2 separate regions of the Mus musculus genome follow, and region 2 is linked to region 1. The links are chromatin loops, found by intact Hi-C in ENCODE. Cell type or tissue: left cerebral cortex. All regions are shown on one strand. Links, peaks and the distances in the headings refer to the core of each region. The heading gives the core; the rest is flanking DNA. Region 1 overlaps Frmd5 (FERM domain containing 5). Region 2 overlaps Wdr76 (WD repeat domain 76).

Region 1 (16,769 bases), core at 5,990-13,989:
AAGATGTTGTGTGGCGAGCCTGTGGGTAGCAGATGGTTCTGTTCAGGGGAATGGAGGCAGGAGGCTCTGAGGCCCAAGGAGCGAGACTTCTCATAGTCACTGGCTGTTGCTCATAACCTCTAGTGAGAAAGCACAGTAATTGGGGTGGGGTGGGGCAAGACTGGGCTTGTGTGGAGGTCAGCGGGGCTCTTTTGTGTTGGGATTATGGGTAGAGGAGCTGACAGTCACTGTTGCTGGCATGCCAGGTGTGGTGTGGAATGAAGCAATGGCTAGAAGCAGCACAGAGTAGAAAACCAGAATGTGTCAGTTCCTATGGAACCTGTTATTCTGGTAACTATAGTGACAGAGACCACCACACAGAAAGAGGGACGGCTTCAGCACCAGTAGTATCATTAGGAATCCAGTGTGGAATGCAGGCAATGAGCCCTCCTTAAAGAAGCTTTGGCCTCAGAGGCAGGGCAAATGGCTTCTCCTTTCTCTTCCCCACTCCCATTCTGCTTTTCAAGTGATATTGCTTCCACCCTTCCTGAATTCAGTTTTTCTGACCTTTAACCTCCAGCCCAGCCCATCATAAAGCCCAGCACACAGGCATAAGCCAGCCTGCAGGGCTATTCTGCACCATTCCGCCATTCCTTTGCCTTGTTATCCATCAATCCAGCCACATGAGTGGGTTTTCTGAGAGTCTGGGTCCCAGTGTGGACTCAAGTGCACCATTCTTTGTCAAGACAGGTTAATGACTTTTAATTAAGAAAAAAGGACCATACACCGAGTCATTAACAGAGCTAAGAGAAACCTGAAAGACAGAATTGAAATCCTCTTAGATACACTTCACAAATAATCAGAATGGTTTCACAGATGGCACCTGCTGGGCCTCTTGGACCCACAGCCTCTCCATCTGTAGGACAGACTCACAACAGTGACTAGTGTGTAGTTTCTTCAGTGACAGGGGAGGAACAGATGAGACAAGCACCAAGTGTCTCAGAAAGAGCGGTGAGAGAGGGAGGCGAGACGGTGACTCGACTCGCTCCTGGAACAAGGAAGCTCAGGGAATTTACTGGGAATCAAAGAAAACTGGCAACTGAATTAGTAATTAGGTAGAAGTGTTTGTTTTGTTGTTGCCATTGTTTATTGTATAAGGTACCACTAAATGTGTTCTGCCATGCTGATAAGAGACTGTTTGAAAACACATCTTAGAGGGCTAAAGAGATGACTCCGCCGGGTGTCCTGAGTTCAAATCACAGCAACCATCATGGTAGGTCATCTATAGTGGGATCCGATGCCCTCTTCTGGTGTGTCTGAAGACAGCAACACTGAACTCAAATATATAAAATAAATACATCTTTAAAAAGTCTTAAGAATACAATGTGCAAAAAATAAAAATAAAAATAAAAAAATAAAAAAGAGTACAGTGCTCCCACCAGATGTGGTAAACACACCTTTAATCTCAGTACTCAGGATACAGAGGCTGGTGGATCTCTGTGAGTTCATGGCCAGCCTGGTCTATAGGATGAGTTGTAGGACAGCCTAGGTTAAGTGTTGAGATTCTGTCTTGTGGGGTTGGGAGGAGAGCACAGTGCTCGAGATTATGGTGCCTGGAGTTAGGCTGTCCTGTCTAGCAATGGAGTACTTCATTTGGGGGCGTCTTAGGGTGATCATTGCTGTGATGAAACACCAAAGAGACTTGGGGAAGAAAGGATTTTTTTCAGCTTACACTTCTACATCTCAGTTCATCATCAAAGGAAGCCAGGACAGGATCTCAAGCAGGACAGGGACCTGGAAGCAGGAGCTGATGCAGAGGCCGTGGAGCAGTACTGCTTCCCGTGGCCTGCTCAGCCCGCTCTCTTCCAGAACCCAGGACCATCTGCTCAGGGCCGGCCACAGCCACAAAGAGCTGGGCCCTCTCTCATCAATCACTCATTAAGAAAATGCCCCACAGGTGTGCCTCCAGCACAATCTTATGGAAGCAGCCTCCCAGTTGACACTTCATCCTCTGGTGACTCTGGCTTGTGTCAGGTTGACTTAAAACTACATGTACAGGAGGTGGCCTGACTAATATAACAGAGTACCTGCCTGCCTCCCCACTGTCAGTGGAGAAGCTGGGATCGAGCATGGGCTTCGCATTTTTCTGACCACCTCACTGGAGCGAATGATCAAGCTCTGTAAGAGAAGACACACACCAGTTATTGTAGATAAAAGGATAAATAAAGGAAGTGACAATTCTTCACTTCTACAGAACTAGAGATAGATGATAAAGAGAGAGAGAGTTAGGAAAATGGGAGGAACAGTGCCTCAGTGCTGTGGAGACTGAAGCAGAAGCAAGCAGTTTAAACCGTGGTCAGCTCTTGGGCCAGGAGATAACTCAGTTCATAACATGTGAAGACCCAAGTGGGAATCACCAGCACCCGTGTAAAAAGCCAGGTGCTGGAGAAAGAGAGATAGGAGGTCCCCTGACCACCAGGTTAGCCCAAATCAGTGACTCCGGGTTCAGTTAGAAGGTAGAGAGCAGTAAAGGAAGTTTTGCAGTGCCAGCCCAGGCCACACGTGCACACACATCCTCATATGCATGTGCATACACACAGACGTACACATAGATGCCACACATGCACAAACTAAAACAAATTCATTGAAATGGATTTTGAAAACAAAGTTTGTCCTTAGTGAACATTGGCCACCTCCCTCCCTGCTTGTTCCTTCCTTTTCTGAAGTTCATGAACCAACACTGCAGAGCCTGTCTGGACAGATACACACACGGGGAAAGGACTGAGAGCCATCTTCTACAGACCCTCTCTAGGCATGGTGGCCCCTGCCGCTAATTCTAATACTCAGGAGGCAGAGGCAGAGAAAGGATTTCCCCCAAATTCAAGGCCAGCTCGCTCTATACAGGGATTTCCGGGCTATAGAGTGATAGACCCTGACTTTAAAAAAAAAATGTTTTTAAAATCATTTTGTTTGATGATACTGAGTATTCCAAAATGGAGGTGAAGAAACATAGATATAGTTATATTTGGAGATATTTTCATTTGCACGTGACCCAGGAACAGCATCATAGCCTTGTAGATTTCTCCATTCTGTTTCTTCTTGTTGAGCACATGTTTATAAGTAACTAAGATGTTGAAAACTTTGGAGCCAAAAAAAAAAAAAAAAAAGGATGTCATCTCAGATAATGTCTATTTTAAGTGCCTTGATGTTGTTTGTTTTTTACATCTCTCTAAAAAAACCAACCAACAAACAAACAAACAAACAAAAAAAACCCAAACCTGATTTGAAGGCCGTCAGCAGGAAGCTCATGTCCCTCGTGGTGGAGCTTTTGTGTAGGAGCTGATTTATGCCTTTGATGCTTGAAGGGACTTAAGGGGGGAAAAAAGGTGTCAGGATTAAAACATTAAAAATAGAACCATAAATTCCAAGATTAAGTCCCTTGAGTTCCTTGGCATTTGAAGTAATTTCCCCAAAGTAACTTCCTTTGTAAAAGCCCATAAATTTCTGAGAAAGCTCCCTGGTAGTACAGTGGTTAGAATAAATTTATGAGAAATAAAACCTTATCTGCTCTAGAGATTATTATGTAAATAAAAAAATAGGATTAGACCAAACCAAGCATTAGTTGGGAAGTGTGATGAGGTCATGTTCAAGTTAGTCTGTGAAGTGCTGAGGAAGTGGCCTTCATCCAGGCTAGGTGAATACAGCGACGAGTAACTTTCTAGATGATCCCCGTTTGCATGTATTTAGCATCATCTTTGACTTATCCACAGGTAGTATCCTGTCAATACCCGAAACCCAGAAGGATTCTCCGTCCCCCATTTGTAATACCAAAAACTGGTTCCCTTTGACCACCAAGGACCCTGCCTGGAAGGAACTGGTCTCTGAAACGGGTGGTTTCTTCTTGACCATAATCAGAGTCGGGACATGTAGAAGAATCATTGTTCCTTCATTGGAAGATTTATTTCCTTCAGAGATAGCTCATGAAAATGTATGAAAAGGTCGTGTATTAGCTAGACAAGGTGGTGCAGGCCAGGAGACAGAGGCAAGAGGGTTGAAACCAGTCTGACGTAGCAAGATCCTGGCTCAAAATCAATTTCTGGTCAGCAAGGTGGTGCATACCTTTCATCCCAACAGTTGGGAAGCAGAGGCAGGTGGATCTCTGAATTCAAGTCCAGCCTGGTCTTCAGAGCAAGTTCCAGGTTAGCCAGGGCTACACAGTACACAGGGGAACCCTGTCTCACCAAAACCACCACGATCACAACAACAAACAAATACACAAACTTCATGCAGGTTTGGAAGCTAACGATGCCCAGGGCCTACACCCAGCAGGCAATCTCTCTGCTTCTCCCTATTCCCATTCATGTGCACACATCAGACTTCCAGTTACTGCTACAAGATTAACAAGAAATCCTTCATGGCAACTGGATCCCCATTGGCTGTCTTTTCTTGGTCAAATGCTGAGTATTTTTGGTTTGTGATGATAACTTCATTTCAAGCCTGAGAGAGCAGTTGACCTGCCCTTGGTCTAACAATACTGAGCAGCTGCCAAAACCTATTTCACATCCGGGGGAAACATGTCCCTGAAGAGGGGACATAGAACCATGCATGTTTTTTTTTCCAAGATGTCTCTTTGGGTACCACATCAGGAAATGTTCTTCCAGTGGTGGTGTTGTAGGGAGCTTGTATTTGGCATTTTATTATATTTTTATACACAAAACACATATACACATTTAGGTAAAACACTCATATAGACAAAAAAATTAATTAAAAAAAGTAATGAAGTATCTTTAAGCTCACTGTCTCCTCTGGCTGGCAATTGTTTCAGACTCTCATTTCACTCACTATATTCCTATGTCAAATTTCTCAGCAGTGTATTCACTTGATCTAGACAATAGGGTATATGGTTCGCTCAACCTCACCCTACTGACCTAAAGATTTATCTAGGAAATCTTACATTGTGTCATTCCCAGAAAGCCTTCCTGAATGTTTTCTCTGAGACTAAACTCACCCAACTGCTCTTTCATCTGTTCACTAATATTTATTATTCTCCCATAACATTTTTATTTATTAATTTTATGTATATGAATACATTGTCGCTGACTTCAGGCACACCAGACGAGGACATCAGATCCCATTACGGTTGTGAGCCACCATGGTTGCTGGAAATTGAACTCAGGACCTCTGGAAGAGCAGTCAGTGCTCTTAACCTCTGAGCCATCTCTCCAGGGTAGCTCTACATTTTCTAACCCCTTATTTTCATTTCACCATATATTTTAGAGTTAAGGGACACCCAAACAAACCCAGCCAGTCTGTCCAGCTTTCTTTGTACCACACTTTTGAGAGATGGGAACTTTGTCTCTCCATTGAGATGGATGCCCACTGTAATTAAGAGCTTGCGAGAATGCTATGGGTGCCAAATGGCTGATACCTAACAGCATGCAGAAGGAACATTTCTGAGACCAGTTTAGCCAGGGTTTATGGAGTACTGTGGCCAGGTTCATTGACAAGGCTTGAGTGGGTAAATCTTGAGTGGATAGACATAGCAGGTTCCCCCAAGGTACATACTCTGAAAGGCTGAGGGAATGACCCAACTGTACAAATATCCAATCCCAAGAAAGTCCTATGTGTAATGCACCTGCTTGTAATCTAAAAGACAGGCAGGAAGATCTCAGCAAGTCAAACCTAGCCTGAGAAGTACAGCAAGTTCCAGGTCTCCTTGGGCTATAGTGGAAGACATCTAAAAAGGGCAGCTGGCAGGCAGGGGCTGGGGAGGCAACTCAAGTCAGTAATGTGCCTGCTGCACAAACATGACTTGGGTGTGGATCTGCAGTGCCCAGCTGAAAGTTGACACAGTGCACCTCTAATTCCAGTCTGAGGAGTCGGAGAGATAAGCAGCTCCCCGTAGCTCGTTAACCTAGCTGGATTAGTGATCTCCAGGTCTCAAAACATAAGGTAGAGAACAATGGAAAAGATACCCAATGAGGGGTCTCTGGCCTGCAGACATGGACACATATGTATGTGTGTACCCACACACTAGTCAGAAAGAATAAAAAAAAAAGAGGGTCATCCTGGGTAACGTAGCAAGAGCCTGTCTCAAAAATATTTTAAGAAAACTTTATGGGAAAAAAGTCAATCTCTTAGTCTTAGGCCTTGTAAGACGATGGAAACAAGTCTCACTAAGGGCATAGAATGTCCTCTCTCATCCCTCATTAGACAAGGCTATTTCAAGAGAAGGTAGATACGTCAAGTGCCAAGCCATATAGAAGGAGTTGCTACGAAAGTGCTAAGAGAAATGTCATAGCAGTTGTTCAGATGCGGCATACCAGGATGAGTCACACCTTCCCCTACACACATTGTCACCTACACATTTGGGGATGGTGTCAGAGCAAGGAAAGAGCAACCCCGTGTACCTCTGTGGAGTCGTTCTTATGCCTACTCCTTGACATCACTCATCCAACAACCCTCCCCACCTCCTACTTGGCCTCTCAGTCCCTACGTTAGGGATAAGGAACCACACAGAGGCTGAGTAGTTCCAGGCCAGAGTCACTATCCCGCGGCACCTCCTGGCCAGTGACAGCAGTGAGTGCGCTGAGGATCTGCTCCCAGTCTCAGCTCCATCAAGGCATCCACCTGGTGACTTACAGGCAAAGGCATCTGGTCCAGAACACACTGGATCACAGCCTTGTGGTTCTGTGCCAGTTCCCAGTGACAGGAGCCAAGCAGAAAGGAATGTGAAGGTCACAAACTGAGTTGTCCTTTTCTTGGTGATATCTCACTGCTTCTGGGCACCCGCAGGCTCCGACAGAGTGGCTCCAGGCCCCCTCCCCACATCTTTTTCTAATCATCATTCTGCCCAAGTAGCCCAGAATTTTCTCAGAGAACAGAAACTTAGCAAGCATCTAGCATCTGCCAGTTACACAGTGGGAGGAGGGCCACTAAGGAGATGAGCCTTGCGATGAAGTCCTGGGCAAGGAAGCACAGGGACCTAAGTTCTGATCCCTGGCACCCGGAAGCCAGGCATGGTGCCATGAGCTTGTAGTCTCAACACTGGCAAGACAGAGCAAGGAGCACCCCTGGGACTCACTGGCCAGCCAGCCCGGCTGAGTCTGTGCCTCTAGCTTCAGTGAGAAACCCGATCTCAAAAAATAAAGTGAGGCAGGCAGTGGTGCCATATGCCTGTCAGGAGGCAGAGGCAGGTGGATCCCTGAGTTCAAGGCCAGCCTGGTCTACAGAGTGAGTTCCAGGACAGCCAGGGCTACACAGAGAAACCCTGTCTTGATAAACCAAAAATAAGGGAAGTATTACTACTAACAACAACAACAATAAAGTGGAGAAAATTGAGGCAGACACCCAGTGTCAACCTCTGAGCTCCACACTCCTGTGCATTTGTGAACCCGCACCCTCAGGTACACATGCACATACCCACGTGAACAGTAGATGCCATCTACTAATGATGAGAATGAACAATCGTAGTCATCAAAAGTGAGTTAAATAGGAAGGCCATTTGTTCCACTTGGCTCTGGATTTTTTTGTCTGTGCCTGTACAAATCACAGGCAAGCTCGGGATACCCGGGATACCCGTGGAAAGGATTAGAGTGTGATAACTGCCATTATTACTGGCGTTTTACTTTTCACACACCTAGGTGCAAATAGCACCCTCGGAGGTAACAAATGCAAAAGTATGAAGTAGAGCTTGCTAAGTGCTCTGTTTACACAGAGAGTGTAAATTAAAGCTGTGGTTTAAGGCTGTGTGAAGAAGGAGTTGGGGGTGGGGGGCAGTCAAACAAAGGGCCTGCATGCCCAGTAAGCAGAGCCTGGGGAGGCCCCATGCTGACAAGAAGGTAAGACCAGGTATTATCCACATGGGTTCTCCCAGTGCCCTCTGACCAAACCTCCTCTTTGTTGAGTGTTTAGTTCCAGTACAGGAGCGAGTGGCACCTTTCTCTTTAATTCTGTCCCTCCCCCTGCCTCCCTCTACCATCAAGGGTTGGGCCAAGAATGAAAGATGGCTTCTTCAGTTTTTAAAAAGCTCAGTGTAGCTCATTATTCTGAAGTTCACCTGTGGGGACCTCATGCTGCCGTATGTTTGGGGGAAAAGCTACAGATGATGTGTGTGCATTATAGAAGCTGCGCTCTATAGGTGAGGGCATAGTCAGTGTCCTATTGCCGTGAAGAGATACCATGGCCAAGGCAACTCTTCAAGGTGAAGAGTTTAACTGGAGCTGGCTTACAGGTTCAGGGTTTAGTCCATTGTAGTCATGCTGGGATCATGGCAACACACAAGCAAACAGTATTGGAGAAGTTGCTAAGAGTTCTACATCCAGATCTGCAGGCAGCAGGAAGATACACACACACACACACACACACACACACACACGCACACACACACACACACTGGGCTTGAGCATTTGAAACCCTAGAGCCCACCCCCAGTGACACACTTCCAACAAGGTCACACCTAATAATGCCACTCCCTGGTGACCAAGCATTCAAATCTATGAACCGATGGGGGCCATTCTTACTCAGAACACCGCAGTAGGCTTACTCACTGAATCCACACAATAACAGGTGGGTCTGCTTCCAGGGGGAACTCCAAGGAGCAGCCAACAAGGTCTTTGTGAAGTGTGGTCCTTCCTCAAGCTCTGCCTGGCAGGTTCCATGCATTTAAGCTTCCTTAGGGAAACCTCGAGGACTCCTTATTAAGTACGGCAAGATGACACAATGGTGAGCTCCTAGCTCTGCCCTTGCACAGGCCTGCAAGAGGAGTCCCTGGGCTGTGGTTTTAATTTCAGAGCCCTTGGGGAAAGGCAAGAACATTTTCCTATCGAAGTCTAAAGCAAAGTTGTTGGTAGAGAGGACTTAGAGAACCATAGGAGGGCCGTCCCACAGCGAGGGCCACACCCCTCCCTAGTTATACCACTTCTCAGGCCCAGACTTTACCTCCCCCCATCTTCATTTCAGTTCCTGCTGACTTAAGCTGTCCTTAAATTACAAAACTATTTCTACCTCCATCCCCTTCTCTGGCTCACTTCCCTTCCGAGATGAACTACCCGAAGGCTGCAGCCAATCCATCTTTCTTTCAGCAACTCCTAACAAGCTACAGCAAGCTGTACAACAGCCACACATCCAGACATCATCTGTCCCAGCTAAAGAGGACCTGACTCAGAGGCTAGGGGCTCCCTTTCTTCTCACATGGCACTTTCTGGGTCGCCAGTCTGCAGTGCTAGAGCTCCATAGCCCAAGCACACCATCTTTGTGATGTCTGTGTTCCCCAGAGCTCTAAAATGCAGCAGTGCACCAAGGGAGATGGACTGCTGAGCTGTTGCTGGTTTTGCAATACCTGGGTGAGGAAATGGCATTCCTTTCTTGTTGGCGGAGTTATGCAGGGTAATTACACACGTACCCCTGTGTGACACTGGGCGGAATCTCATTAAAATGGCATAAGGGGAAATTAGGTTGTGGTAGAGAAGAGTCATTTCATTACAGTTGACTGTAATCCACACAACAGAGCCCTGGCCCGAGCATAAATGCTAAGGTGGCTCTGTCTTCCTGATACAGTGTGTGTGGGATACATATTTAGTGTGGCATTTGCTTATCTGGGGAAGGATGAAAAGTCAGCGTGAGGCTGCCCCAGCTCTCCCCTCCTGGTGAGGAGGCTGATGGCTGTGCAGAGCAGGTTGTTGTTTGATTTTTACTCCTCCTGGGAAAGCTGCATGGGCACCTTTGATGGGGCCCCCCACTGGCAGCTTCACTACACAGCAACCCTGAAACACGAGGGTGCTTGTACAAACCGGAGCCCAGCAGAACGCACTCCATGGGATCCATTTAGTATAGTGTCCCACCCAAGATGGGAGTCAGGCCTGGGACAAGTAGATTGTGTGGGCTGTCGTTCCTTTATCCTCAAAGGGGCGGCAGGCATGTTCCTTCAGCTCCTCGCCGCCATAGAGAAGGGCCGTTCTGAACAGTTTACCCAGTCTAACCCTCAGAAGCATCTCATGGCATGCCACTATCTGAGGGACTTCACACGCTATCTCATCTGGTAGGTGGCGATTCACAAATCGATTCCTGGAACCCACATAAGGGTGGAAGGAGAAAACCAATACACAAAGTTATCCCCTTAGCCTCCATTCGTGGGCTGTGGCATGCATGCATCCATGTGTGCACATAGGGACACTAATAATAAACAAGATTATATGTCATGCATACAGCATTTAGAAACTAGGATTAAAAATAAACCTTGAAGTAACTTTAGTACCTTAGTATGCTGATATTTAAGGGTTTTTTTTTCTAGTGTTTTCTTCATGCATTCTTACATATTACCAGCTTTTAAAATGTGATCGACTTCTATTTATATGAAAGGCATTATATTAGTGTGTGTGTGTGTTCCTGCTTTTAAAAGTACTAAAATGACAGTGAGGGCAGCTGGCTTCTCTCTCAGGGCTCAGCAGCTGAGAATCTACAGGTTGTTGTAAAGATGTCCCAGCTGTGCAGTTGTTGTTCTCTTCCCCATCTCAAGATGCCAGATCCTAGGCTACGCTCACACTGAACTCAGATTTACCCAGTGAGTACTTGACCTTGGTCTGTGGTCACTTAGATAAAATGATGATTTTGAGGCTCAACTGATAATGACTCTGCCCAAAGGAGTGGTTACATCAATATTCATGTATGCCCGCCTCAACTGAGATGAGGTATGGAATCAGCAACTCCAAGGACCCAGGACGAATTTTTTTGTAATTACATTTGTGTGTGTGCACACTGTGCACGCACGAATATGCACATCCTGTAGAACACACGTGGAGATAAGAGGACAACTGTGGGCATTGTTTCTCTCCTTCCACGGAGTGAATTCCAGGGATCAGATTCAGGTCATCAGCCTTGGCAGCAACTCACTGGCCCTCTGCTCCCTCCTTCCACTCTCTAACCACCCGTCTGCCACACATCTGTCATAGGTGGCCGCTAAGCTAAAGAGCCTTTCAAAGTTGCCCTAACCCTGGAAGAGATGAGACAGCTCCCCCAGCCCCCATGTCAGGCATGGAGCCTGCATTTGTAACCAGAGTCTGCCGGGGCAGTGTAGGAAGTGTCTGGTTCTACAGCTAAGAAGGAAGAGGGACACTGCTGAACACAGCTGAAAAAACTGACAGATACTTATGTTGGACAGCTCATCTGTCAGGTCGACCAGTAAAGTCCAAAGCTTCCAGCTGCCTGGCAAGTCTTCTTCCTAAGCCCCGGTGTCTGTGAAGCGTGCAGATGCCATCTTTCCCTCTTCCATCTTTTTTTTTTTAAGTAAGCGAAGCTCCCTGGAGTACACTTACTCTCCAAATGTGTACACAGGCAAGCCGTGAGCGATCGCTGCTGTCTGTAATGGATGCCTTGTGTCCAGGATACTTCCCTGAGCATTGTGCCGTTCATCCTAGTACTTCTAATGCATGATTAATGTGTGTTTAAACAGTCATCGCCTGATCAGACCGCTTCACCTTAGGGATGCTGGGAGCACACAAAGCACACTGACACAGAAACACCATCAGCATGCGAGGGAGCCATCTGACCACCCTAGTGCTGTGTGAGGAGTGACCCGCTGAGGCTCGGGTGGTAGCTGAACAGCCTTCCAGCTTCTGTTGAGCTGCAGATGGCTTTCAGAGACCCCCACTTAAGGAGCAATTTAAGTCTCTTGTCTGAGCATCTACCAGCAAGGCTCCAGGAGCTCCCAAAAGGAGGACTGGGTGTTCGTCTTACCTGAAGGGAGCTTTAGGTCTAGCAGGAAGAATGCGTGCGAGTGACTATGTCTCCAGATACAAACTTAAGAGGGCCTGGAGTCTGGTTTAGAAAATTCAGGGGAAGTCCAGGCCATTGCAAAAGCGGAGGACCCGAGAGTGTAAGAGAAGGGTACAGAACGGTATCCACACAGGCCACCAAAGTAGGAAACTTGGATGCCTGTGACCTGCCTTGTGCAAGCCGTGCTGAGCTCCCTCCCTGTGGGTAGGACAAGCCCTGACTTCCGCATGCTTCTGCTTCTGGCCTGTCTGACTGTAAAGCAAAGTGTCCCATTGAAAAGGTCCCCACAAGTCTAGATTTTTTTTTTTTACCCACCCACCGCCAGTGTAGTTTGAGCCGAGAGTGTGAGGTAGCAGACTGAGCTCTTAGCATTCTCACCTCACGGGCTGTTTGCAGGCATCAGGGTCCTTAGAAGATACGCCTGTGACTCATACGGACCCTGAACCTTGAAAGTGGGTCATGCCTGACAAGTGGAAGAGAAGTTTTGCTCTGCAGGATGTTAGTTGGGCGACGGTGCAGGCCTGTCCTTTTCTGAGAAGTCTTAGAGCTGGTTGCATATAAATAGACCCTAAAAATGGGAGCCTGGCTTGGAGATATCTATATGGAGAGTATCGCGGTGTGTGTATATTTATACATACTTTGAAAAAAAAATCCCCCTTCCTTCTGGAAACTGCTTTAGAAGTTACACTCATAATTGCTACATGATTCAGCCACCAAGCTACCGAAATGTTCCCCTCAAGGAGTGTTTGACATTCAGTGGAAATTTTAATATAATGGAGTGAACATGTCAGAAATCCAAGCAGATTTTTAACTCTTTGGCTTGTTCGTATTTGAAAGGATAGCTTCCAGTAAGCTTTTTCCTCCTCTTCTCCATGGCTTAAAAATAAGGCTGAGTAGCAGAGACTAATGCGGATGCCTCTGGGGCGGCTTCTGATGTATCTTAGCCTAGTTCCCAGGCAGCAGCCCTCCAGCCAGCTTTAACCTGTCAACTTTGGGAAATGCCTGCTAATGCAGAGACCATGTGTTCAGGTCTGTGGTTGGCCAGCTCAGTCACTTACTGTGAAAGCCACCCATCCTTTCTATGGCATCTCATCCATCACCTGCCTCATAAGGATGTCGTGACGATAAAGTAACCCGTGCACCACACTGGATGCTCTTCCAACAAGAGATAGATTCTCTTCTTTCTTCCCACCCCGCTTCAGGATGTCCACCTGGGGGAGGAGAAGCCCAAGGATAGATAGCTATTCCTAAAATGTTAGCATACCCATTTGTTAGCTGTTACCATCTTGGGTGGAAAGCTTTAGATACCGGGGTGGGGGTGGGTGGGAGGAGTTTTAGCTGGAGAAGGGCTTAAGTTATCTGATAATTTTCATGTTTCACCTGCCGCTGCCTCAGTGGTAAGTGAGGTGACTTTATGAAAAGCTTTGCTTTTCCCAGGGCTCTGTGTACGGTCTTTTTTTTTTTTTAAAGATTTATTTATTTACTATATGTAAGTACACTGTAGTTGTCTTCAGACACTCCAGAAGAGGGCATCAGATCTTGTTACGGATGGTTGTGAGCCACCATGTGGTTGCTGGGATTTGAACTCAGGACCTTTGGAAGAGCAGTCAGTGCTCTTAACCGCTGAGCCATCTCACCAGCCCCTCTGTGTACGATCTTAATGTGCAACTGTCTTCGCTTCCTGAGTGGCCTTCCACCTGCCTTCTGATGGTCGCACCTCAGTCAGTGATTTAAATCCTCTATTGCCTCCTCCTCAGTCTTCTTTTTTTCCTCCTTTTTCTGGGTTTTTGTTTTGTTTTGTGGGAGAGAGACTGTTGTTTCCTTTCAAGACAGGGTCTTGTTAAATTTTATTTAAGCCATGCCCTAGTTGGGTCTTAACTGTCAACTTGGCTCAGCCTAGGGTCACCTAAGAAAGAGAGATTCAATTGAAAGGTTTCCCAGGAGCCCCGCGTGGTGGCGCACGCCTTTAATCCCAGCACTTGGGAGGCAGAAGCAGGCGGATTTCTGAGTTCCAGGACAGCCTGGTGTACAGAGTGAGTTCCAGGACAGCCAGGGCTACACAGAGAAACCCTGTCTCGAAAAAACAAAAACAAAAAAAAAGAAAAAAAGAAAGGTTTCCCAGATAAGACTAGCCTATGGGCATGTCTGTAGGGGGTTGTCTTGACTATTAGTTGATGTAGGAGGGCCCAGCCCACTGTGGGTAGCACCATTCCCCAGGCAGGTGGTCCTGGACTGTATTAAAACTCTAGCTGAGCATGAAGTATAGAGCAAGCCAGCAAGCAGTCCTGGTGAACTCCCGCTTCAGTTCTTGCCCTGACTTCTTTCAATGATGGACTGAGACCTGGAAGTACAAACTAAAATAAACCCTTTATTCCCCTAAGTTGTTGTTGGTCATGGTATTTGTCATTACAATAGGAGGCAAATTAGAACAAGTACTAACTTTAAATGGAGTCACTTCTACAGGTATAAGAAGGGTTTCTTTTCCCATTGGACCAAATTGGCAGGATATTCAGGGAATTTAAAAGCTTATACGTTTCTAGCTTATAAGTAAACAAAGGGGTGGTTTAGTGTTTGAAATTGTGTTACTCAAGGTTTAAAGACTGAATTGCCTGCAGGACTTCCAACGTAGCAGCCTTAATTAATTTTAGTGGATGGATTAACCAAGCCAGCATTTGGATATGTCTATCTTTAAAGTGAGCTTGAGGTATCTGAGGAGCAGACAGGGTGCTATGAGGCTACATTGTAGGAGAAAGGATTAAGAAAGCAGGAGTCAGCCGGGTGGTGGTGGCAGAGGCAGGTGGATTTCTGAATTCGAGGCCAGCCTGGTCTACAAAGTGAGCTCCAGGACAGCCAGGGCTACACAGAGAAATCCTGTCTCGAAATTAAAAAAAAAAAAAAAAAAAAAAAAAAAAGAGCAGGAGTCAGTCTTCGGTCTCTTCCATCTGTACAGCCCCTCAAGCCACCTGCCACACCTAGCCCCCACTAACGCCCTTTCAGTCAACCACTGTACCCCAAAGCCTCGTAAGCACACAACACAATCCAGCATCCTCTGCTAGCCTAGACCTCTTTGTCATGGTCCCTGAAGCATTTTACGTTAATTCATTAGAAGTGCCGCAGTGTGGTGGGGGCTGTGGGTTGGAGTGAAAACAGAACAGTGACTCGGATCCTAAATTTCCTCATCTGAAGACTGGAGAAGCATAGAGATAATGTGTAAATACAATGCCTGGCACACAGAACGCAGATTCTGCCATCTTTAAGCATGCTTCCCTTCCACATGTATGTGGAATGTGTAAATGTGACAGAAGGAACTGTCAAATCATAGGCATTCACGATCATACTACACATGGGCCACACACGCTCAAACAGAGAGGAGGAGGAGACCATGGAGGTGCTGCTCTGTAAGGCTACCCTGGTCACAATAAGCAGAAACAGATACATGACACAACTCCGGCAGTCACAAACATTACTAATCGGAAATAGAACGGGGCAGGAGAGATGGCTCAGTGGTTAAGAGCACTGACTGCTCTTCCAGAGGTCCTGAGTTCAATTCCCAGCAACCACATGGTGGCTCACAACCACTGTAATGGGATCTCATGCCCTCTTCTGGTTTGTGTCTGAAGATAGCTTCAGTGTACTCATAAATAAAATAAATCTTAGGAAGGAAGGAAGGAAGGAAGGAAGGAAGGAAGGAAGGAAGGAAGGAAGGAAGGAAGGAAGGAAAAAAAGAAGGAGACAGGATGGGCTAGAACACTCAGGGTAAGGAGTTGCTGCCAAACATGATAGCCTTGTTCAATTGAGCCTGGTTCAATCCCCAGGACCCACATGGTAATGGGACAGGTCCAGTCCCCAAGAGTTCTATATTCTGTCCTCCACATGGGTACCATAGCACACATGCATGTACACAGGTGTAAATAAATGTAATAAAAATTTTTTTTAAAAAAAAGAACAGCCTGGAGTGGTAGTGTACATCTATAATTCCATCACTTGGGATGTGGAAGCAGGAGGATCAAGAGTTCAAGGTTGCACTCAACTACATCTCAAGTTCCAGGCCAACCTGGGCTACTTGAAGCCCTATCTCAAAAAGCCACATCGTGATGATGATGATGATGATGATGATGATGATGTGATCAGGAGGACTAGAGAGTGTTTCAGGAGCTGGAAGAGGAGACAGAGGAAGGGTGACCTTGGGAACTTTATTTAAAAGGAGATAGGAAGCTTTGCTCTGTCTTCTGTGACCCACACCAATGTCAGCGTCATAAGTCATCGTAAAATGTGTGTGCACTTCAGCACATTTCAAGTGCAAGCCTTTGGTTACCCACCCTGTTGCTTCCTCTTAGTTTCTTCGCATCGAGTAGATGGTAGGAGCCTAGCAGCCGTTAAACTGGGCGTTAAGTATCCAGTATCCACTCATTTGTAGTGATGTCCTCATGTAACAGGCAAAAGCAACGTCACTATGCCTTTAATTAAGTGAAGACTCGGAACAGTTACCACCCCCTCTGTTTACAACTGAGGACAACTCTGGCATCTGTTTAATACTCTTTGTAGTTCTTTGCGTGGGGCAGAAGGGTGTCTACAATGACATCCCGAATTTTAGCAAAGGCAGGTGCTGCTTTCTGTAATGACCAAGTACTTCCCGCTGAGCCCTACCTGCCCACAGAAGATGCTCAATGCTAGTGAAACATAAAAAGCACCACTGAGGTTTCATAGAAAGCAGACAGGAACTGCAGTTGGGTCTGCCCTTGGGAAAGGATGTGGTAGGGGTCACCTCCCCACTGGTGGCTGGTGGCTTATGGACACACCCCATCTGGTGTCATATAGGGAGGGCAAGGAAATGCAGTTTATGTCAAACTCATAGAGGCCAAACTTTGGGACAACTGCAACAGCTGGGGAATGGAGGAAAATTCTGCAGGGGGTGGGGGAGGCAGGCAGAGGACCCTTGAGTTCTGTGTGTGAGTCCTGCCCAGATGCGTAAGCTGACCCTGAACTCCTGCCTGAGCTATTTGATGAGGAATTTAAGT
Region 2 (16,769 bases), core at 3,050-11,049, 88 kb after region 1:
ATACCACCTCAAGACCAGTCTGGTCTGGTCAACACAGCAAGTCCAGGGACATCCAAGAACTATACATGTTAGGCAAGCATCCTACTGAGATTCATCACCAACCCCTCCATTTACTTAGATACATAATACATACATACATATATGTGTGTGTGTGTGTATATATATATATATATATATATGTATATGTAAAATCAAAAGAAATTCTAGACTCAGGAGTTGAAATTTAAAGTTACTTGGCATAAGTAAGTGCTGTGACTGTAGTTCAGTTGGTAGAGTATTTGCCTCGCATGCTGGAAGCTCTGGAATGAAAAAGACTCTTAAGAGCCTGCATGCATGTTGATGTGAGTATCTGGTACAGGGGGAAGCCAGGAGGTATTGTATCCTCTGGAACGGCAGTTACAGATGTTGTGAGCTGCCATGTGAATGCTGGGAATAGAACCCATGTCCTCTGGAAGAACAGTAAGAGCTCTTAACAGCTGAGGGAGTGTCCAGACCTAGATCATCAATTCTTTTGCCAAGCTCTACACACACACACACACACACACACACACACACACACACACACACACACACACACACACACATCACACGCAAGCGTGTGTACGCACGCATGAACATTAAAAAATAAAACAGTCTAGAGAGATGACTCAGTACCCATGTGTCCTCTCAAAACTGTCTGACACTCTAGTTCCAGAAGATCCAACACGCTCTTCTGGCTTTTGTGAGCACCAGTTATGGAAAACAATTCAGACATACATGCAAGGAAAAACACACATATATATAATGTTTTTAATTAAAAAATAAAAATAAGCCAGGCAGTGGTGGCACATGCCTTTAATTTAATCCCAGCACTTAGGAAGCAGAGGCAGGCAGAATTCTGAGTTCAGGCCAACCTGGTCTACAGAGTGAGTTCCAGGACAGCCAGGGCTATACAGAGAAACCCTGTCTCAAAAAAAAAACAGACAGAGACAGAGAGACAGAGAGAGAAGGTTAGTTAAAAAATAAAATCTTTTAGCTGGGCATGTCACACACCTTTGATCTCAGCACTTGGGAAGCAGAGGCAGGCAGAACTCTGTGATTTCATAGCCTGCTTGGTCTACAGAACTGTCTCAAAAAAAGAAAAAAGAAAAAAAAAAGAAAAGGAAAAAGAAAAAGAAAAGGAAAACCTTTAAAAATTCACCACAAATATGGAGGAAAACTTAACATTCAGATCCTATCAGACACTATTTTGAACATAATGTTAAAACTCAGAGTTTTCATGTGATTTTCACATATACACTTAATGTCTCTGCCAGATAATTATACCCAGATGGCTAAAGATATTCAAGCTAAAAGTGCTAGAGTTCTATAAAACAATTTTAAACTCTACCAGATTTCTAAAATTTAAAATCATAAAGCACAAAACAACAAATCTCAAGTAACATTTATAAATAAATGTTCTAGGCTATTTCTTTCACACATTTCCGTCAGGCAGACTTCAGATAACTTCCAAAAGGTAGTAGTACAACAACTTACCAAATCCCAAAGTCCAATTTGTCCAGACTTGGCCCCAGCTGCTACCAAGGTTCTCACTTCTGATGGGTGGAGGGCCACGGAGGAGATTGCTCCTTTGGTCACCTTACGAACAGTAGCCTCACTGATGACCATGCCACTTAAATTGGCTTTATAGCTACAAAAATTGGTAAGTTAAAAATTAAAACAACCAGCCGGGCATAGTGGCGCACGCCTTTAATCCCAGCACTAGGGAGGCAGAGGCAGGCGGATTTCTGAGTTCGAGGCCAGCCCAGTCTACAAAGTGAGTTCCAGGACAGCCAGGGCTACACAGAGAAACCCTGTCTTGAAAAACCAATAAATAAATAAATAAATAAAACAACCTCAACAGTCCAAGAAAGTAAAAAATAACTCTTTGCTTATGATAATGAAAAAACGTACAAGGTAAATACTGGCAAATATCCAACTCCCAGGTGACAACAGAAAACAAAGTCATCAAGGTAATTATTTTTCAATTATAAAATTAACTTTGATCATTTTAATGATGACAGCAAGCCTTAGGAGGCTACAGTTAAATCTGATATGCTTGTCCTGGAGACACAGCTTGGCAGAGGCAGCCACAGAGGATCCGCACTCCTGGCCCTTGTCCTGCTAGTAGCATAAAAGATTTTTAGAAAAAGTTCAGGGAACTGATTCAATGGTGTATAGTAAAAGCCATAAGGATGTCCCCAATGCATGGCTCATGAGTCCCATGTCTGGAACTCTAACCAACAGGCTATTAGCATATATGCACATACACACGCACACACAAACTAAACAGAAACTAACTCCAAACACCAAAAGGGCAAGAGAAAGTGCGATGTAGTAACTGTGCAGACACGCACGACACAGGCACAGTGTGGAAGTATATACACGTTAGAGTTACACAGAACGCACACCATGTATTTAAATAAAATGTGAATTCCTGTACTCAGCACTGAGTATATACCATATGCCAAGCTGTCATAGGGCTGAGATAAACTCTGCCTTCATAAAGCTTCCACCCAGTGTCAGGCCAGGCCTATTGCTGAAGGTTATATCTTAGCAACTTCAGAAGTGAGGACTGCAAAGCCAAGGCCTGACTGCTTTCAGGTGATAATACTGATTTAAACCTGACACAATTTAGAATCACTTGTCAAGAATCACTTGGAGAGTCCAGTAGGTCTGAGGAATGTCTGTAGAGAATTATCTTGACTGAGGTGGGAAGATGCACCCACTGTAGTTTGATCTATTCCCTAAGCAGAGAATCCTGAACTGTGTAAGAGGAGAGAAAAGGCGGGGTATGATGATGCACAGTACAATGTGGCCTGGACAACTTCGTGGTACTTCATAGAGAGATGGAGAGATGGCTCAGGGGCTAAGGGCAGTTGCTATTCTTCACCCACAAGGCAGCTTACAATCAGTTCCCAGGGATGCAGCATACTCTTCCGGCCTCTGTGGGCACCAGACACATGCAGTGTGCCCTTATGTACAGGTGGGCAAAACATTCATACACATAAGTATTTCAGATACATAGAGCCAGGTGTGGTGACAAACACATTTAATCTCAGAAGACAGAGCAGAGGGGAGGGAGGCAGAGAGAGCTCTGTGAGGTTGAGGCTAGCCAGAATACACAATGAGACTGTCTCAAAAAGGTAAAAAAATGAATAAAATATGCATAAAATAAGGCTAGAGACATAGTTCCGTGGTACAGCACTTGCCTAGTACACTGTAGGCTTTAGTTCAATCCCTGACACTACAAAGAAATCAAGCAAGCAAACCATTGTTAGCATAGAAATAGTACGGATGATTTTTTTTCACTTTTCAAGGTTTCCTATAATAGTATCCATTACACCTTTTATATTGCAAGCATCTCAAAGTATAAAACAAAGGTCAAAAGTAAAAGCCAAGGAATTTTAACTTACCTTTTAATACTAGACAGCCCCTTCTTGGTCTTCTCATTACTTGTCTACAACATTAGAAGAGACCAAAGGGCTAAGTGAATATGCATACATGAAATTTCCTTAGTACATGATCCTAAAAGCCGTAAACCATCCCAAGTGATACCTGGCTCATCTCTGCCCATGTCTTCAAAGATGCTTTCAACAGTTCACTGCTGTCATCTTGGTTTTCAGGAATCATTTCTAAGGGTCCAGGAGGTAACAAAGGCTATCAAAAAGAAAAGGCAAACCATGGTTTGTCCTAGAATGTAAACTGAGAAGGGCTAGGGGCTCAGTCCTCATTGTCACTACTTCCTTTCAGCACCAGAAACTGTGGTACACCAGTCATTCAAAATGGTTGGGTGTCACACAGTGCACTATGGTACCCACCTGTAATCCCAGCATTCAAGAGGATGAAGCAGGGATCATGAGTTTCAGGCTAGCCTCAGTTACATAGTAATCCCCTAGAAAAACATCTTCCAAAATTAATGCCAAGGAAGGCCTAAGATGAATCTCATGTGGCAGAATGCTTGCCTAGTGAGCCTGACACAAACCGGCTACTGTGGATTTCACCTCTGACCCCAGCACTGGGAAGGTGGAAGCAGGATCAGAAACTCAAGGTCACCCTGAACTATTTGGACTGCAAGAGTTCACTTTTTTTTTTTTCTTTAAAAAAGCTATGTCAAGGGATCCTCTTTTTTCATTTTGTGTATGTGTGATGTATGTGCGTGTGTGTTCGAGTGAATGTGGAGGGACAGGCCCATCACCCATATAGAAATATGTAGAAATCAGACAGCCTCTGGTGTTGGTGGTCCCACCTTCTATCTTGATTTGAAACAGGGTCTCTACTGTTTGCTGTCCACCTCACTATGGAATTAAGTACACGGTGCCACACCCAGCTTTCTGTGGGTGCTGGGTACTCACATTTGTACAGGAAGCACTTTACCCGGTGAGACAGCTCCTCAGCTCAATCCTTTATCAGTTTGGTCATATATTACTCAGTATTAATTCTTATGAAGACCTTTATGGATTCTACTTAATTTCCTTTTATAACATTTTGGAACTTCTGTTCTTTTATTCTAGGAATATTCTTACTCTCTATTCAGGCTAGCCTGGAACTATGAAACTCAACTCTCTTTAAACTTGTGACCATCCTCCTGCATTAGCCTCCCAAACACCAAGATTACACATGGGACCCACATTTTTTAAATCTGAAAACTGAAGCTCACGAAGAGCAAGTGATTTGCCCAAAACTCCACAATTCCTGCAGAGAAACAAACTATTACCCAGAACTAACAACTCTAAAGCCTTATTAAGCCATACAATATTCAAGTATTGAATCAATAAAATTGAAACAAAACAAAGATCCACTAGTATAATTTCAAATACTTTACACCATTCTTCAGATTCTGCTTAAGCTAAATGCACTTCATTTGTATTTCTTCTTACATTTTCTTCTTCTTCTACTAATGTTGGCTGTGTTGGAGATGCTGGTAATGAAACTCCCAAAGGGTCTACTTTCAACAACCGCATGGACCTTCGACATCCAATTTCATTTTCTTTCTTCTTAGGCCTCTTTCTAAAGGAGTGGAGGAAATACGCATGCTTTTCTCACTGAATAGTAAAATGCATTTAGCAACTTTTAAAAATCTTTCTAAATTTATTTTTATGGCTATCTTGGGTGTTCCTGTGGAAGCTGATGTATACCATGAGTGTGCCTGGTGCCCAAGAAAGCCAGGGGCATCCAGTCATGTGGAATTGGAGCTACAGATGCTAGTGAGTCACTTCTGTGGGCTCTGGGAACCAAGTCCAGGACACTGGAGAGGAACAATGTGTGCTCCTGACAACTTAGCCCTCTCTCCAGTCCTATACTTAGTAATTTAAAGGAATGAACATCTAAGAATGTGTACCAGAGGTACAATCACACATTTTATATATAAATATACAAAGCTGCACTGTCATACTCGAGTGTGTGTGTGTATGTGTGTGTGTGTGTGTGCTTATTTGTACGTGAACCATATACATACACTGCCCAAAGAGATCAGAAGAGGTTGTTAAATATCCTGGAACTGGAATTACAACCAGTAGTTAGCCTCCCAATGTAATTGCAGGGAATCAAACCTGAGTATTCTATAGGAGTGTCAAGTACTCTTAACCACTGATCTATCTCTTGGGCAGCACTGATTTTAATAAAGTCTCAAAATAACCTAAACTAAAAAGCTTAGCACAATGAAGTTGAGAGCCATTAAACAAAACATACCATATATATCTAATAGAATAATGTCAGATGCCAGGCAGTGGTGGTGCATGCATGCCTTTAAGCCCAGCCAGCACTTGGAAGGCAGAGGCAGGCAGGTCTCTGAGAGTTCCAGGCCAGCCTGGTCTACACAGGGAGTTCTAGCAGCCAAGGCTACACAGAGACACCTTATCTCAAACAATGCCATGCATAGTGGCTCACACTTATAACCCAGCAATCATAAAGACAGGAAGATTTCCATTAGTTAGAAACCAGCCTGTAAGCTACATGGTGAGTTCCAAACACCCTGAGATACATTGTAGGCCCCTGCCCTTTTTTCCTTGAGACAGGGTTTCTCTGTGTAAGCCTTGCTGTCCTAGAGCTCCCTCTGTAGACCAGGCTGGTCTCAAACTTACAGAGCCTGCCTCTCTCTCCTGAGTGCTTCCTGGGATTAAAGGTCTGTTCCATCTTTACAAAGCTGCGGGAGACCCTTTCTCGAGGAAAACACAAAACAAAACAACTAGGGCCAGAGAAAATGGCTCAGTGGTCAAGAGCATTTGTTCATGCAGGAGGCCTGGCTCACAACCATCCGTAACTCCAGCCTCAGGGGACCCACACCCTCTCCTGGTCTGCTCAGCACCAAGCATGCATGTGGTACACAGACATACATGCAGGCAAAACATTCATACACACAAGTAACTAAATCTAAGAAACTTTGCAATTAAAACAAGAAAAGAAAAACCATATCTAATAAAATAATATGCGTCTATAAAAATGAAATATGACTTAGGGTATATCTCTGAGAGAGAAAGCCTCTGGCCCCTGGCCATCACACACACACACACACACACACACACACACACACACACACACACACACACACACACACAGTGAACCACTAAAAACATGCGGTGAAACAAATAAAAAAACCAGAGGGAGAGAAAGCTGAGGAAAGAGATGCCTCTTAGAGTACTTCCAAAAACTAATGGATAAGGTTGGAAATGTAGCTCAATGGTGAAGTTCTGGATTTGCTCACCAACAATGTTTTTTTTTTTTTAAAAAAAAAAAAAGGTAATAGCATAGGTAATGATTTACACGCTGCTCATACAAGCTGCATAGGAATCTATTTCCAGAGACCCCCACTCACCCACAACTGCTCAGACTTCAGAATGCTCTGAACAGTGGCTAGAGTGCAGCTCAGTGGTTAAAAACCACTTGCCTATTGCGCCGTTCCAACCCCCAGGGATCTCCCATGACACAATTCTTTTTTTTTTTAAAGATTTATTTATTTATTATATGTAAGTACACTGTAGCTGTCTTCAGACACACCAGAAGAGGGAGTCAGATCTCGTTACAGATGGTTGTGAGCCACCATGTGGTTGCTGGGATTTGAACTCAGGACTTTCAGAAGAGCAGTCGGGTGCTCTTACCTGCTGAGCCATCTCACCAGCCCCATGACACAATTCTTACAGGACATTTAATTACTGTACAGAGAAAACTTAACTGTTAGCAAAATATAAAAGCTTAGATAGGGGGGCTGGAGAGATGGTTCTGTGGTTAAGAGCACTGACTGCTCTTCCAGAGGTCCTGAGTTAAAATCTCAGCAACCACATGGTGGCTCACAACCATCCATAATGAGATCTGATGCCCTCTTCTGGTGTGTCTGAAGACAGCTACAGTGTACTTAGATATAGTAATAAATAAATCTTTAAAAAAAAAAAAAAAAAAAGCTTAGATAGATAATGACTTCTTCAGAAGCAGTTAGGTGCATCCTGGAGACAGTTCAGTTTGGGTGTGCCTCTAAAAGCCTCCATAGATACGAATGCTAAGGAATGGAAAGTTGCCGCCTACTAAGGCGGTAACCCTAACCCCAACCCTAACCCCAACCCTAACCCCAACCCTAACCCCAACCCTAAACCCTAAACCCTAACCCCAACCCCAACCCCAACCCCAACCCTAACCCTAACCCTAACCCCAACCCCAACCCCAACCCCAACCCTAACCCCAACCCCAACCCCAACCCCAACCCTAACCCTAAACCCTAAACCCTAAACCCCAACCCTAACCCCTAACCCCAACCCCAACCCCAACCCCAACCCCAACCCCAACCCCAACCCTAACCCTAACCCTAACCCTAACCCTAACCCCAACCCTAACCCTAAACCCTAAACCCTAAACCCCAACCCTAACCCTAACCCTAACCCCTAACCCCAACCCCAACCCCAACCCCAACCCTAACCCTAACCCCAACCCTAACCCTAACCCTAACCCTAACCCTAACCCCAACCCCAACCCTAACCCTAAACCCTAAACCCTAACCCCAACCCCAACCCCAACCCCAACCCCAACCCCAACCCTAACCCTAACCCTAACCCTAACCCCAACCCCAACCCCAACCCTAAACCCTAAACCCTAACCCCAACCCTAACCCCAACCCTAACCCTAACCCTAACCCTAACCCTAAACCCTAACCCCAACCCTCCCTATTAAGGGAAGTAGCTTCAGAGAGGTCTATGACCTGAGGCAAAGACAATTGGGTGGCCTTGAGCTATCCCCACCTTAAAGGTAAAACAGTTCACTCCTACAGACTTGGCTGGCAGCACCACCCACAATGATAATGAGGCGCAGCCTGCCAAGACTGTGTGGGAGGAGCAAGAGACTTTTTATAAGCAACAGGACCTTCGATATATCTCTCTCCCTCTCTCCTTCCTCACATCCCTACCTTCTCTCTCCTCTGACTTCCCTTTTCTCAGTTATGAAAGGAGCTCAAGGTAAGAGACAGGAATTGTCTCTTCGGACTTTCAGTAACAGCAGAGAAGCAGTGGGCAGGACACACTAAAACAGTCTTCTAGGAAAGAGAGCTTAGAAGCCCTCTAAATCTGAGGACAGATAGAGATTTCTAAAGAGGTAGCAGGATCATGCTTCTAAATAGATATTCTGTGTATAGCTAAGAAAATAAAGTTACCTCCCTGAGGTAGCAGGTTTTTATCTCAGTTTATACCTCCACCTCTTTACAGGTATAAATATTAGATAATTAAAGCAGGTACAGAGAAGCACTCTTCATAATGATAAAAATCTGGACATTAACCATAGAATAAACTGAGGCAGTGGGTGCTGCAATGAGGCAGTGTGCACTGACAACACAAAGCCAAGAGAACCACAAGTCTGAAGCCAGTCTGAGCTACACAGTGGAATAGGTACAGGCAAACAGGGCTGCACGGGGACCCATCTCAGAAAACAAACTGGGAGGGGAGACGGCTCAGCAGGTGGTCAGTTGCTACACCGTGTAAAAAGCTGGATGTAGACATGCAGACCTTTAAGGCCAGCATTAGAAGGTGAAATGAGGAGGATGCTAAGAGCTAGCTGACTAGCCTCGCTCAAAAGAGACAGCTTCCAGTTCAGTGAAAATAAGATAGAGAATAAGAGAGCGACTATGTCCAATGTGTGCATGCATGCACACAAGCATTCATAGCCACACACTCACCTGCACATACCACATACACAGAGCACATGCTACACACCTGTGCATGCATTCACACAGCCCTCATGCCCACACTCACCTGCATACACCACATACACACAGCACACACTACACACCTGTGCATGCATTCACACAGCCCTCATGCCCACACTCACCTGCATACACCACATACACACAGCACACACTACACACCTGTGCATGCATTCACACAGCCCTCATGCCCACACTCACCTGCACATACCACATACACAGAGCACATGCTACACACCTGTGCATGCATTCACACAGCCCTCATGCCCACACTCACCTGCATACACCACATACACACAGCACACACTACACACCTGTGCATGCATTCACACAGCCCTCATGCCCACACTCACCTGCATACACCACATACACACAGCACACACTACACACCTGTGCATGCATTCACACAGCCCTCATGCCCACACTCACCTGCATACACCACATACACACAGCACACACTACACACCTGTGCATGCATTCACACAGCCCTCATGCCCACACTCACCTGCACATACCACATACACAGAGCACATGCTACACACCTGTGCATGCATTCACACAGCCCTCATGCCCACACTCACCTGCATACACCACATACACACAGCACACACTACACACCTGTGCATGCATTCACACAGCCCTCATGCCCACACTCACCTGCATACACCACATACACACAGCACACACTACACACCTGTGCATGCATTCACACAGCCTTCGTGCCCACACTCACCTGCATACACCACATACACACACAGCACACACTACACACCCCACATGGGGGGATGAAAGAATAAATCTGGGTCACCAAGATGGTTCAGTGTCAAAGGGACCTGTAGCCAAGGCTGGGACCCACATGGTGGAAGGAAATCAATTCCCACAAGTTGCTGTAGGATGTACACACCCATAAACACAAAATTTAATGAAACTTTAAAAGATAATCCCCAAAAAATATGAAAATGGCATCAGATTATAAGCATCACTCGATGGTTCACAAGTTCAAGACAGCTTGTGTTACAAGGTGTGTCTCATCTGCATGAGATGCAAAAAAATAAAAAAAGGGCTGGTGGCACAGACCTGTAATCCCAGTACTCAGGAGGCAGAAGCAGGAGGATCTCTCTGAGTTCGAGGCTACACTAGTCTACAGAAAGAGTTCCAGGACAGTCAGGGCTACACAGACAAACCCTGTCTTGAAAAACACGAAAATTAATTCTTTAACAAATTTAAACCTGGCTTTGGTCTAAGAGCAAGTTCCAGAACGGCCACAGAAACTCTACCTTAAAAATTTTTTTTTAATTTTATTATTAATGTATATTTGTGAGTGTATGTGTGAGCTTATAATCTCTACATTGTGCAGAAGTCCCCAGAGACCAGAAGAGGGGTCAAATTCCCTGGCAGTAAGTTTAAGCAGCCATGAGGGTGCTAGGTACCAAACCTAGGTCGACTGAAGAGCTGTTAACCACTGAACCAGCCCAGATTTGTTCACTTTCAAAGGCTCTGTCCTCTTTACTATCCAACTACAACCCCCACGCTACCAACCTGATACCTCTGCCTCTACAAACACTAAATGCCAGAACCTTCAGACTCACATGACTTCCAAGGAATCACCAATCTTTGTGAACAATAAATGTGTGAGCTAGGCAACAGGGCACACGCCCATGACCCAAACACTTGAGAAGACAGTAAGAAGCTTGAGGCCTGAGCCCTGTCGCAAACTTGAAACCCTCAGCAACATTTCTCGGTCCAACTTGAAACCCTCAGCAACATTTCTCGGTCCAGAGGATGTTAAGCACATCCTCTTCTGTTTTACCTCTTTGACTCAGGTGACTCGCGCTTCTTTATCATCCCACGGAGCCGTGCAGCCGACTGAAAAGCACACAACATATATGTACACATAAATATGCTACCATATAGCTACACTGTTTACCCATTAAGTGTCTGCTACTATAGCTACGTTTATTTAGAAAATATAGAGTCTTAAGATGTGATACTTATTGTTAGTAGATAAATATACCGCCTGTCAATAACAAAAGCGAGTATATATCGCCATCTAACATACTGGCATTCTGGTTCCTGAACCAAGGTGCTTATGAGTTTACAGGATTAAATACAGTATTTAGTAAACATACTACCACAGGACGGGCAGTGTGGCTCTGAAGCACAGCACCTGCTCAGCATGCATAGGAGTGCCTGTATTCACAACACTGCAAAAGAGAACTGTAAAACCTATTATGTGGAGTGAGGTGGCTCACACTTATCTATAACCCAACATTTAGGAGTCTGAAGACAAATGCAGTACGTTCACGGCCGGCTTGGCTACCAAGGCTGTCTCAAAATAAAAGAGCCAGTGAGATGGCTCTGTAAAAACAAAACTGCCAAGCCTGACAACCTGGATTTGGGCTCCAGGACCCACGTGGGACAGGACCACAGCTGACCTCTGACCTCCACACATGTGCCATAGAATGCACTTGTCTTTCTCAAAATAAATGTAGTCAAGAAATTGGAAGAGTCAGCCATGGTGATGCAAGCCTTTAATCCTAGCACTCAGGAGGCAGAGGCAGGCTGATCTTTGAGCTGCAGGCCAGTCTGGTCTACAGAGCAAGTTCCAGGGCAGCCAGGGCTACACAGAGAAACCCTGTCTCAAAAACCCTAAGTGGATGACTCCTGAGGCAAACACCTGAATGACTTATCCATGATTGACCTTTGGCCTCCAAATATACACACACCAAAAAAAAAAAAAAAAGGAAAAAAGAAAAAAAAATGCCTAGACTCAATTAAACACGGTAATTAAAAACATGGATCGGGCTGCCATCAGACATCGCTTAGAAGAGGAGCCCAGTAAGTAAATATCAAGACCCTCTGGGAACCTACTGGCTAATAAACTTTCCCAAGTGGTTTGCAGTCCTCTTTTGCTGATCTTGATTTTTGAGATAGGGTTTCATGTAACCCAGGCTGGCCTCAAACTTACTATGTAGCTTAGGGATGACCTTGAAATACTACAGTCCAGCCTCCACTTACGTTCAGGGAGGGGCAGCATGCAACACCCACCAGCAGGCTCACAAGTGTCTAAAACAGGACATACAAAGAAAAACAAGCAGCTAAGCACTGTGGCACACGCTTTAATCCAAGCACTGTGGTAGGTAGAGGCAGACAAGCCACTGTAAATTCAAAACCAGCCTGGTCTCTGCAGTGAGTACCAAAGCAGGAGGACAATGACCACAAACCACCTTGCGTCACACACTGCTTGAATTTTGCCTTCCCTCATAGGACACTATGGAAGATTAGAATCTAATTAGCTCACTCTCAGTTTCTTTTCTTTTTTTTTTTAAGATTTATTTATTATTATACATAAGTACACTGTAGTAAGCCACCATGTGGCTGCTGGGATTTGAACTTAGGACCTTCTGAAGAGCAGTCAGTGTTCTTACCTGCTGAGCCATCTCTCCAGCCCATCACCTTCACTTTCATTACAAACTTCATACATACCTCAGCTAACTGAAGGGAAGCAAAAAAGTTTGCATTTTCTCTGATGTTCCTCAGTCTCTTCCTTTCATAAGGTGACAATCCTGAAAAATCATCCTATAAAATAAGCGACAGCCACCCAAAAAAAAAGATCAGTCACTTCCTCATTGATAGCAAGAACATGTAAAACCAGACACTCACTCTCTACCCAGATACTTCCTTTCAAACTGCACACAGACACTAATTATTTCATATTATCTCAACAAACAGTTCACAGTCTTTGCTGGATGGGATAGTGGGAGAATCCTATCCTGGGATGACTGTATGGTTTTCCATTTAAAAAGGAAGTAATCTGCCTGACATGGTAGCATACACCTTTGATCCCAGCACTTGGGAGGCAGAAGTCAATGGATCTCGGAATCTGGTCTACATTGTGAGTTCTAGGACAGCCAGGGTCCTGTGTCTCGAGGAAAAAAAAAGTAATGAGATACTGGGAACCAAATGTCATGCATTACAGCAAACTCTTTCCAGCAGGTGAAAGATATTTTTAATCATCATCAACCATGAAACACAAGCAATCAATGAATACATGCATGGGTGGTTCACACTTGCAAATCCCACCCCTGGATGACAAAGGCAGGATTCCTGGGGCTCATTCTTTAAATCTCACATCTTTATATTTATTGTGCATGCCAATGTGTGTGCATCCACATATGAAGGTCAGAGGACAGCTCTGAAAACCTGGCTCTCTCACCATGTGGGTCCTAGAGATTCAATGCAGCGTCGGCCTAAGCAAATGGCACCTTTACCTACTGAGCCATTTCCCTGGGCCACAATTTAAAAACCAGGGGTCAGGGGATTACAAGCAGCAAAGTGCTGGGTGCCTTATTTTTGTGAACATGTGCTCCAAAATAGAATTATGTGTATGTGTACACATATATGTGTGGGATTATCTTACTAAGAACATGTGCATTATTACTTTGACCAAATAAATAATCTTCTCCAAGGGAAAGTGGAATGTTTGCATTTGGCATTGCCTTGGTTTTGTTGAGGCAGGGTTTCTTTTTTTTCTTTTTTTTCTTTTTTTAAAAAAAACAATAGTTACATCATACATGTGTATATATGTACACATGTTCTTTTTTTTTTTAGAGATTTATTTATTTTATGTATACGAGTACACTGTAGCTGTCTTCAGACACACCAGAAGAGGGCATCAGATCCCATTACAGATGGTTGTGAGCCACCATGTAGTTGCTGGGACTTGAACTCAAGACATCTGGAAGAGTCTTTTCTCAATATATACTTTATTGGGCTAGAGAGATGGCTCAGAAGTTAAGAGAACTGACTGTTCTTCCTGAGTTCAAATCCCAGCAACCACATGGTGGCTCACAACCATCCATAATGAGATCTGACCCCCTCTTCTGGTGTGTCTGAAGACAGATACAGTATACTTACATATAACAATAAATAAAATCTCTGGGCTGGAGCGAGCGAGGCTCTGGAGCGAGCAGAGGTCTTGAGTTCAATCCCCAGCAACCATATGATGGCTCACCACAATCTGTACAGCTACAGTGTACTCATTCATAAAAGAAATAAATAAATCATATATATATATATATATATATATATATATATATATATACACACACACACACACACACACACACACACACACACACACACACACATATTGGTATTTGGCCTGCATGTATGTCTGTGTGAGGGTGTCAGAAGTCTTGGGACTGCAATCACAGACAAGTGTGAACTGCCACTTGGGGGCTGGGAATTGAACCCAGGACCTCTGGAAGAGCAGCAATTGTTCTTCATTCCTTCGCCATCTCTCCAGCCCAAGAGAGGGTTTCAGACATCCCAGGCTAGGCTTGAACCTATATATGGCCAAGAATGACCCTTTAACTTTGGATCGACCTGTCTCCCAAGTGCTAGCACCATCCCAAGTGTATACACTACCTCAGCTGCTGATGGGTGCTGGTAATGAATCCAAGAGCTTCTACAGGGAGGGGCCACTCTACCAACTCTGCTTGATCCCTACTCCCTCCACCATCCACTTTCATTCTCCCGTGGGGTCAGGATCTTGCTACTTAGGCTGGCCTGGAACTCACTAAGTCCAGGCTGATCACACACTCTTAGTGCTCCTTTCAGTCTCAGCACACGCCAACAAGCCCAACTTTGTCACCACTGCCTTATAACTGTGGCTTCCTAGCTTGATGACCTGAATTTGATCCCCCATATCCACAAGGTGGGCAGGAAAGAACCAACTCTCAAAAGTTGTGCTTTGATTTCCAACTACATGAACCCACAATCAATCAAATCAATCAATAAACATAAGAATAACTTTTTATGTCGTTTCTCAGGAGTGTCACAAGCACTATCCTTGAGCCTACAGTTTCAGTCATAGTCAACCAGGATTCAAAAGCATCCACTGGAACTTTCAGAAATAAACAATTCATAAGTTTTAAGCTCTGTGCTTTTCAGAGAAGCATGTAAAAAAAAAAAAAAGAAAATCTCACAACTCTGAAATGTTATACACTGAACAAAACACATTATCATGTCTCCCTACCCCCAAGGGACATATTCTAAGACTCCTAAATGGCTGCCTGAAACTATGAACACCATAAACTTTACATATAATTTTTCTCATACATATATTATGCCTATAGTATGCTCTAACATAACCTAGGTATAGTAAGACACTCGAAACAGAGGCTGACGGTGTGGTTTAACACTTGCGTACCACAGTAAAGACCATGTGTTCAATTTCTGATAGCACACACATCAAACAAGTAAGTAATAAAATCTGAGGGCTGAAGAGATGGCTCAGCAGTTAAGAGTACTTACTGCTTTTCTAGAGGATCAGAATTCAAGTCTTAATTCCTACATCAGACAGCCATAATCCAGCACTCGCACACATAAGTGACACATACCCCCTCAGACACACAATCTAAAGTCATAAAAAAATCCTGAAAAAAAAAAAATATGAGTTAGCCCAAGCATGGTGGCACATGTCTTCATGCCCAGAACACAGGAGGCAGGGGAAGGCAGAGCTGAGGTCCAGGTTAGCCTGGTCTACACAGAAAGCTCCAGGGCATCAGATTTAAGATTCCATCTTAAAAGAAGACTTAAAATAAAGTGCAGGGCCGGAGAGAGAACTCAGGCAGTAAAGGCACTTGCCTACGAAGCCTAAGAGCAGATTCCCAGAAGTAGAAAGAAAACCAACTCCTATAAGCTGTCCTCTGACCTCAATGCTCTTGCAGAAGACCTGAGTTGTGTTCTCAGTACCCACATCAGGAGGCTCACGAGGGTCTATAACTCAGTTCCAGGAAATCAGAAGTCCTCTAGTCTAAGGGCACTCAGGCCACCCCTACATGCATCCACTCACACAAAGATTATAAAATGGAGCTACAGAGATGACTCACTGGCTAAGAGCACTTGCGGCTAATGCAGAGGACCTGAGTTCAGTTCTCAGTGGCTCTCAGCCATGTGTAAAATGATTCACTAGGCCCTGAGAACCCTCTTCTGACCTCCACAAGCACCAAGCATGCAAGCGGTGCACATTCATACATGCAGGCAGAACACTTACACCCATATACGCCAAATAAAGCTAAAAGAAAATAAATTAGTATGGAATAAAAGTAAAGAACTTTTAAGAAATTCAAGACAGCCAAGTGGTAGGAGACCCTGTCCCAAATTTTAAAAATTATTTTTAAAAAAAAAGTCGTTAGAAATTCTTTATATACCATTGATGCTAAAAGTCGGGCCCTAGAAGAAGCATCGCCAATATCTACTCACAGTTCACAGTGGAGAACCTCTGTCCAGAGCACGGACGAAGAGGTGTTCACCTGCTAACCCCACACAGGAAAGACCTTTACCCAGCTGTTGTTATGACCCATGAATATTGTATTTTCTAGCTATGTAATATTGTGTCCTTGCTGGATGTGTTGGTGCACACCATGAATTCCAGCATTTGGAGGTTCAAGGCCAGCCTGGTCTACAAAGCAAGTCCAGGAAAACCAGGGCTCTGTTACACAGAGAAACCCTGTCTGGGGGAAAAAAAAAAACAACAACAAAAACAAAACAAGAGAGAGGGAGAGAG

The links. Hi-C counts contacts between places; a loop is a spot of excess contacts. Peaks named below come from ENCODE experiments on the same cell type or tissue, not always from the same donor. Only the 100,000 strongest peaks of a DNase experiment are listed, where the experiment ranks them.
Region 2: it touches region 1 in a loop (3-fold over the local background); 2 of 42 quality-filtered maps call a loop at or near these places.

Annotation. Positions count from the first base shown.
Region 1 is chr2:121,604,913-121,621,681 of GRCm38, reverse strand. All of the region lies in intron 1 of Frmd5 (FERM domain containing 5), which reads left to right. Among named protein-coding and RNA genes, the nearest start is that of Wdr76, 110 kb to the right of the region's middle. In left cerebral cortex, for the core only: a CTCF peak has its summit at 9,728 (motif pointing left); DNase peaks (open chromatin) are centred at 9,310, 9,680, 11,161, 12,304 and 3 more places; H3K27ac peaks cover 3,798 bases.
Region 2 is chr2:121,513,711-121,530,479 of GRCm38, reverse strand. It overlaps Wdr76 (WD repeat domain 76), which reads right to left. Exons shown (of 13, transcript NM_030234.2): 3 at 12,683-12,775; 4 at 11,007-11,062; 5 at 4,899-5,028; 6 at 3,577-3,678; 7 at 3,435-3,478; 8 at 1,516-1,669. Among named protein-coding and RNA genes, the nearest start is that of Wdr76, 15 kb to the right of the region's middle. In left cerebral cortex, for the core only: a CTCF peak has its summit at 6,068; DNase peaks (open chromatin) are centred at 5,219 and 8,327; H3K27ac peaks cover 1,169 bases.